Regions from separate parts of the Homo sapiens genome. Here region 2 is linked to region 1. A link is an interaction called in ENCODE POLR2A ChIA-PET data of the cell type or tissue named here. Cell type or tissue: CD4-positive, alpha-beta T cell. All regions are shown on one strand.

Region 1 (4,000 bases):
GGTTCTTTCCCGTGCTGACTGGCAAGATACGAGGCTCAGCGAGGAACCCAGGGGGCCCGGCAGCAGCTCACCTTCTCCACATTGCCATATAAGCAGAAGACATTGAAGACTCGGTCACAGTTCATCTTAGATTGATCCAAGCCATAGACCATGAGCACAGGGCTGTCGGCGTGAGGGCCATACTCGGGTGGTGGGGGAGGGGGTGGGGGGTGCCCATACTGGGGGCCGTAGCGACTTGGGCCCCGACGGTGACCCCCCACTGGTGGACCCATCCTTCTCCCTTCGTAGTGAGGTGGGGGGGGCCCGTAGCCCTCATCATGGTAATGGCTGTGGTACCCACCGTGGGGCCCTCCTGGGGGGTGGGAAGGAAAGAGAGGGAGGACGGGTGAGAATTTGCACGGCGGGCGGCGGGCAGGGGCACATGAGCCACGGGAGTCCACGGAGGGGAACCCCCTGCCCTCACCATATTCTGCGGGGTGATCTCCCAGGAGAGGGGGCTGCCTCTGGCGTTTGTTGGGGTTGCTGCCAGGGTCACCTGTGGAGAGAGAAAACAGTTAGGAGTCTCACTCAGAAATTGGGGTCTCTCCCTCCCTCCTGACTGCACAGGCTGATCTGAGCCCCCAGCTCCTGCCAACTGCAAGCCCTCCCTTCCTCGAGGGCTGTGGGGCCTCCTTTTGTGATCTGACCTACGGCGGGCATGAAGCCCGAGCCTCAAAGCTGGTGCCCACTCTCCTTCCCCTGCTCATACCAAAGGGCTGGCCTTGTTCTGTGAAGGACAAGGCCAGATTCTGTGCTCTCACCTACCCTGGCCCTGGGAGAAAGCCCAGCTCCCAGGCCCTCTGGGGAATGTGCAGCTGCTACAGAAGCTGATATATTATGGCGGGCCAAAAGCAGCTTTCTAAAGTGACTCCCAATGAAGGGAGAGTAGATTAAGAGGAAAATAACCCCAGAGGGAAGCAAGCAAGTTTGACCCCCAAAGCCCCCAAAGTTCTAGGAGCTCCAGACTGTCTCTGTTAGATCCCTTCTTTCTTAATCCCAGTCCCCCCTCCCTCCCAGTCCCGCCAGCCCAAGAGGGACTGACTGTAGCTGACAAGCAGGGCAACAGCAGAATCAGTTCAAATAAGCAATCATGTACAAGGCATCGACATTCCCACACCCAGCAATGGCGCAGATCCACCCCGACCCCAGCAGTTCGTAATCACTGCCTTTAACTTAGCGCTTAAGTGGCAGGCACTGGGCTAAGCGCTTTACAGACATCACAGCTTCTGAAATTCCTCACAACAACCCTATGAGGTAGGTTCTGATATTTCAGCCCCATTTTACAGATAAGAAGACTGAGTTGTTAACTTTTAACTGAGCAGTTAAAAGACACTTTGGCCCAAAGTCACAAAGCAAGACAGTGGCTGAGCCATATTTGAACCCAGGTCTGGCTGACTCCAAAACCCAGGGCTCGAAACCACTGCCCTTTCCTGCCACCCGGCCTGGGTTTTGTTACCAGTCATTACAAAATGGAAAAGGACTACTTACAGCAGAAGTACAGAGTACAATGTCCATTTGTCACAAAAAACAAATCTGTATTTTCTCTTACCATTGGACGCTTCAACAGTGAGTTAGCACAGTTCTGAAAGATGGCGTCCCATCAAACATACACTGCGACCCTGCATCACATGGTTTTACAGTCATAAATACAAGTCACGGTACACATCCGCTACAATTTTTTTAAAGAATTGTTTTAAAAGTCAATATTTTGATTAAATCAAAAATGGCTCACAGATGTTCTGTCCTCAGAAGATATCAGAAAAGTGGAAATAAAGGTGTATGAAGTGGGTAGTGTCCCTCCATGTTGTCACCTCCTCACATATGTGCTGCAGTGCGGTGGTGCGGTGCTTCTGGCTGTGTAGCGCTCCGTGTGCGTGTCTCCTGGTATGAGGTGTGCCAGTGGCCCCACTACGCTCGCGCTTTTGGCCTTGGGAGCGCGCCTGGTTACCCGGCAGCAGGTAACTGTGTGCCTCTGAGCTGTTTGGCTGTCTGGTTTTAGGTCTGTTTTGGTTTTTTTGATTTTTTTTTTGTTGTGGTTAAAATTTTTTTTTTTTTTTTTGGTTTCTGATCTCCAGTTGGTGCAGATTATGTTGGCAGCCGGTGACTGCAGAAAAAATAAAAATATCAAAACAGAAAAAAAACAAGGCCCTCCCCAAACCAAATGACTTAAAAAACAAAACCCATATGGCGAGGAATGGAGAGAGGATCCTATTGTCTTGGAGGCCCATGGAATCTACTTCCGTCTATGAAACGTTCTCCGAAAAGAGCATCGCTCGCTGGCTGGCTGGGACAGCTCTGTTCTCTGTGTTTCCTACTTCTGTGTACATTCTCGGGTTCAAGTTTGCTTGGATTTTGACCTTTTTTTTAATGTTTAATAAAAAAAGCAGTGTCTGCTGCCATGTTGCGTCTCTTTCTCTCTTTGTCTCTGTATGCCTCTGTCTCTGTGCTTGTAGCTGTTCCTTGGAGCGCGGTGTGGTGTTCTTGATGTAGTGAGCTCAAGTCTGCGGCTGTTTCTGGGGACGTGGTGGAGGCTGCATGTTCTGTTCTCTCCAGGAAGAGCTAGTGGTTTTCTACCCTGTGTGTTGGTGAGCAATGTGCAGAGGCAGAGCCGCTGAAGTATGGTTCCTGAGGGGTGGCGAAGCACCGCCCTCACTCCAGGTCACCTCATCAGCCCTCGTTTTTTTTTGGGCCCCAGCCTTGGGGCTGCCAAAGCTGAGAGGCATCAAAACCAATGCACAGCCAGCCCCCTGCCACTAGCCCCTGCCGGTCTGCACATCTTCTATTTATGTTCCTTGGAGAAGAAATGGTTGTTGCCATGTTTCTGTTAGCAGTCATGTAATGCCATTGCCCGCTCTGGTACATTCACTTGGTCACCAATTTGCCTCTGACCTTTGGAGGGAGCAGCCAGGCCCACAGGGCCCACTGTGAGGATCCTGGGGAAGAGTCTAGCCCACCCTGCCCACTGCTTCCCAGATGCAAGGGCGAGCAAGACAGGCCTGCCTAGGAATGGGGGGCTCTGGCCTCTCAGGGCCTGTGCGATGTCAGCATCGAGCCTCCTCCCTCAGCCCATGGCCTGGTCCGACGTATCAGACCAAGACAGACACCGAGATGGATGGTCTTGTTGGGGGGCTGCCGCTGTTTCTCATAGGCAATCCTCCACCTCTCCCTGCTACCAAAGGCAAACCATTCTTGACAGACACTAGGAAGGGAGTTGTCCATTTGGGCCACCTGCAGAGATGTTGCGTCCCCTCTACAAATGATGTGAGGCATGTCCGCCCTGGTCCAATCCAGAGTGTCTCACCTCCACAGGGTCAGCTTGCTCACAAGGCTCACTGCAAGAGCCCAGGAGACCTCATCGCCCCCCAACACTGTCACTCCCCCAAATCAGACCCTCTCAACAGCGCAGAACAAGAGGACAATTCCTGGTCCAGCAAGAATGGAGTGAGTGACCCTCACCAGACTCTCAAAGGAGCCACTGCTGGTTTCTAAGGCCGCCCCCACGCCTCATCCTCAGTGAGGCCCTGCTCCCCGCCCATCCAGGCTTCTGCCTTGCCTCTGTATCCTGAGCAGCATCGGAGGGCCCCAAGCAGCAGTGAAGACCCATGGAGGCCTCTCACTCCCCCATCCCACTAGGGTGTCCAAGTGCTGACCCCAAGGCCCTCCCATGTCCATGGGGGGCCCAATGGCATTACATAACCCTGAGCCCAGGCCTATTAAGTGCACTAGTCGAGTGAAAGCAAGGCGGGTATGTTTAGAACAAAGTGGTCGTCAAGATTACCTTGTCCACTGAGATTGGGGTTTGTGTAGTCCCAAGTATCCTGATCATTCTTGAACACATTCAAGCGTGTAGGCTGCAAGGACAGGACAAGACAAGACTTGAGGTCAGCCATGCCCCAGCTCACCTGGAAGCTGACAAGGGGCAGTCAGTCACCTCCCAGATGTACCTTTGCGTATTCGATCT
Region 2 (4,000 bases), 170 kb before region 1:
GCCTCAGCCTCCTGAGTAGCTGGGATAACAGGCATGTGCCACCACACCCGGCTAATTTTGTATTTTTAGTAGAGACGGGGTTTCTCCATGTTGGTCAGGCTGGTCTCAAACTCCTGAACTCAAGTGATCCACCTGCCTTGGCCTCCCAAAGTGTTGGGATTACAGGCGTGAGCCACCATGCCCGGCCCCTGTAACCATTTTTAAGTGATTGATCATCTCAGCATGATTGATGGAGATGATGGGGTTGGCCATCCATTCTTTTTTTTTTTTTTTTTTGGAGACAGTCTCACTCTGTCTCCAAGGCTGGAGTGCAGTGGCACAATCTTGGCTCACTACAACCTCTGCCTCCTGGGTTCAAGCGATTCTTCTGCCTCAGCTTCCCAATTAGCTGAGATTACATGCATGCACCACCATGCCTGGCCAGTTTTTGTGTTTTTAATAGAGACAGGGTTTTATCATGTTGGCCAGGCTGGTCTCAAGCCCCTGACCTCAGGTGATCCCCCCACCTCAGCCTCCCAAAGTGCTAGGATTACAGGCATGAGCCACCACACCCGGCCTATTCATCATTTATTGAGCATTTATTTATACCCACTATGTGCCGTAAACAAGGTGCTGAGTAATGAGATGTGAACAGAATAGTCCTTCTTCTTGTCCTCATGGAGCACACAGCCTAGTCGGGGACAATAGGCATTAAAAAATACCAACAATGAAAACCCAAGACATACATAGAGTGTTCCAAATTGTGGTTTTATTTTTTATATATATATATTCATATATATTTATATATATTTATATATATATTCATATATATTTATATATATGAATATATATTTATATATATTCATATATACTTATATATATTTATATATACTTATATATATTTATATATATTCATATATATTTATATATATTCATATATATTCATTTATATTTATATATATTCATATATATTTATATATATTTATATATTTATATATATTATATATATTTATATATTTATATATATTATATATATTTATATATTTATATATTTATATATACTTATATATATTTATATATTTATATATATTTTTATATATATATATTTATATATGTATAATTTTTTTTTTTTTTTTTTTTGTGATGGAGTCTCTATCACCCAGGCTGGAGTGCAGTAGCGTGATCTCAGCTCACTGCAACCTCTGCCTCCCAGGTTCAAGCAATTCTCTGCCTCAGCCTCCTGAGTAGCTGGGATTACAGGTGCCTGCCACCACGTCCGGCTAATTTTTGTATTTTTAGTAGAGATGGGATTTCACCATCTTGGCCAGGCTGGTCTTGAACTCCTGACCTTGTGATCTACCCGCCTCGGCCTCCCAAAGTGCTGGGATTACAGGCGTGAGCCACTGCGCCCGGTGTGATTATTTTTATGAAGGAAAAGACCAGAGTCCTTTAAGAGGGGACAGTGGGGGACTTGCAATAGATTGTGTGGGAGCTGTCAGGGGAGACTTTCCAAGATGATGACAGTGAAGTGAGGCCTGGAGGGAGAGTTAGAGCCAACCTCAGAGAAGGGAACACTGTTCTAGGCAGGAGGACCCAGGGTTGTGGGAAGAGAGAAATAAAATGAGACCAAGACAGTGGGGAGAGCAGTGTGAGTTGAAGTCAGAGGGGTGACAGCAGCCAGAATGTGCCGGTAGCGAGGATCTTGGATTTTATTCTAGCTGCAATGAGAGCTTTGATTCTACAAATATTTATTGCGTGCTAGTCACTGTTTTAGGTACTGGGTGTACAACAGTGAAAAAAGAACTTCCCAGCCGAGTGGAATGCCGTGGAGCATATCTGTTTCGATGCTGGGACAGATCCCTAACACAGCTCATTAAAGCAGATAGCACCATTCCGTCTCTTTCTTCAGCTTCACTTTACGTCAGTCCCAGCATTTTTATCCCTACCCTTACAGATGAGAGAACTAAAGTTCAGAGAGGTGACGTGACTTGCCCCAGGCCCCTCAGTCAGTAAAAGACAGAACTGAGAATCCAACCAGACTCTTCCCTTTTTAGGTTATTTCTCTAACATTAGGGCCGAGTATCGATTCTCTTTACCTCTGACTTCGTGTCCCTGGTATTAAGACTCAGGGCCCACAGTGCCTCTTGGAATTCAGGCATATGGTGACATCAGTGTGCCTACCATTCAGGTCTTGGAGAATAGGGTATGGCGAAAGGAGAGAACTCGTGATATCGCTGATTCAGTAGCCCAGAGTTGTACGAGTCCTTGGGTGTTTCACCTTCATCCAGGCATCTGAGATTGGAGACAAGCATGTGGCTGAATGACGTATCTGGGGGAAGCTGTCTAAACAGCCGTGTGGAGTTGGAGAGTTGAATTAGCTCTGTGGCCAAACCTCTGGGCTCAGTCTGCCTATATATGGCTTGATCTCAAAGAACAGGTGATAGCAGTAGGAGTTGTTTTCTGTGTTGCTGGTGGGAGATGCCCAGGCACATTCCTTTGTAGACAAGCACAAACTAGATATTTTTGAAATCGGAGGTCTGAAACCAGCCGAAGAATTAATCCTGGCCTGGAAAGCATATGGGAGAGTACAGCCAACCTGGCTTGGGTGTTGCTTTCTTGGTTTTGTTGCATTTTTGAGGCAGGGTCTTGCTCTGTCACCCAAGTGGGATCACAGTGGTACAATCATGGCTCATTGCAGCCTTAACCTCCTGGGCTCAAGTGATTCTCCTGCCTTATTTTTTGATTTTTTTTGTAGAGGTGAGGTCTCACCATGTTGCCCAGGCTGGTCTTGAGCTCCTGGGCTCAAGTGATCCTCCACCTTGGTCTCCCAAAGTGTTAGGATTACAGGCGTGAGCCGCTGCCCCTGGTGACTTTGTTGCTTTTTAATAAGCCCAGAAATTTCTTTCAAGAGGGAGGATCTTTGTGAACATCTTGAGCCGCGTTCTTGATCGCTGGCTGTGGAAGCCTCCACCTATCAGGCTCAAGTCCATGTTGCTATCATGTGCACTTTGGCTGGTGAGGTGCTGAGCAGAGGTTTCAGCCTCTACCACAAGGTTTCCTGATGAAAGGTCAGCTGGGTGGGCCCAGCTTCTCCTTACCCAACTGAGAGGCCTCATAGAGCACAAGGCCTGGGTACGGAGGTTCCTGGGGCTCCTGCCATACCCAGCCAGGCCAAGCAGAGGGCCCCAGTGTGTTGTTGGGTGCTGAGAGGCTGCCCGCAGCTCTCGCCTGTGTTGGAAGGCTGTAGACTTGGCTTCTCCCAAACGTAAGCTGTGAAGCCATGGACTCAGATTCTCAGCCTGGCCCTGCTACTTACTGTGGGACCTTGGGCAAGGAAGTCTCCATTTTCTCTTTTACAAAATGGGGCCAATAATCTGACTACCACAGGGCTGTCAGGATGCAGCGGGATGGAGCCTTTATAGGGTCTTGTTCTGTGGGATCTGGAGTCCCATATGGGAGTTATTAGTTGAGGGACGAGGCATCTGGGAATCTTTATTCAACTAGGAAACTTCAGCCAAAGAACTAATGCCATAGAGATGTCTTATGGTGTCTGCATTTGAAGCCAGCGGTTCTTTGAAAATTTATCCTGAGTTCCAGAAAGCCAACTGCTAGATAAGTAAGCATTGAGCATTTAAGGGGTCCTGGAAGTAAGATTCCTGGAAAGAAGCAGCAATCTCTTACTCATCCCCGATTATCTCAGACACAGAGTGGTGGATGGAACCTTTGTGGTTTAGGGGCTGACTCTTGGTATTGCTGGATAAGGAATATGAGCCAGTAGAGACGAGTGTGTTGTATAGCAGTGTCCTGCGACTGGGCTGGAGACGTGGCTGAGGGAGGCCAGGGGGCCTCAGAGTGCACGGGAGGAGGCTTACAGAGGTCTTTTGCATCCTGCAGAACACCACATGTGTCCTTCCCTCTGGGAAACCTCCCACCCGGGCAGGGCCTCTGGGGCCGGATGTGGAAGGTAAACAGGCTGCCTTTCTGCTCTCTACCACAGACAGGCCCGGAAAGGCCTGAGTAG

What was found. Peaks named below come from ENCODE experiments on the same cell type or tissue, not always from the same donor. Only the 100,000 strongest peaks of a DNase experiment are listed, where the experiment ranks them.
Region 2: POLR2A ChIA-PET joins it to region 1 with 8 read pairs; 16 of 35 experiments call an interaction of 5 or more read pairs at or near these places.

Annotation. Positions count from the first base shown.
Region 1 is chr19:38,840,025-38,844,024 of GRCh38, forward strand. It overlaps HNRNPL (heterogeneous nuclear ribonucleoprotein L), which reads right to left. Exons shown (of 13, transcript NM_001533.3): 5 at 3,984-4,000; 6 at 3,818-3,890; 7 at 464-535; 8 at 72-352. Among named protein-coding and RNA genes, the nearest start is that of HNRNPL, 8.0 kb to the right of the region's middle. RefSeq lists enhancers at 2,725-2,804, 2,887-3,387. In CD4-positive, alpha-beta T cell, no CTCF peak of the experiment used is centred here; DNase peaks (open chromatin) are centred at 1,977 and 2,597; H3K4me3 peaks cover 983 bases; H3K27ac peaks cover 2,141 bases.
Region 2 is chr19:38,672,686-38,676,685 of GRCh38, forward strand. All of the region lies in intron 1 of ACTN4 (actinin alpha 4), which reads left to right. Among named protein-coding and RNA genes, the nearest start is that of ACTN4, 27 kb to the left of the region's middle. RefSeq lists enhancers at 1,711-1,760, 1,931-2,000, 2,031-2,110. In CD4-positive, alpha-beta T cell, no CTCF peak of the experiment used is centred here; DNase peaks (open chromatin) are centred at 2,257 and 3,167; H3K27ac peaks cover 1,190 bases.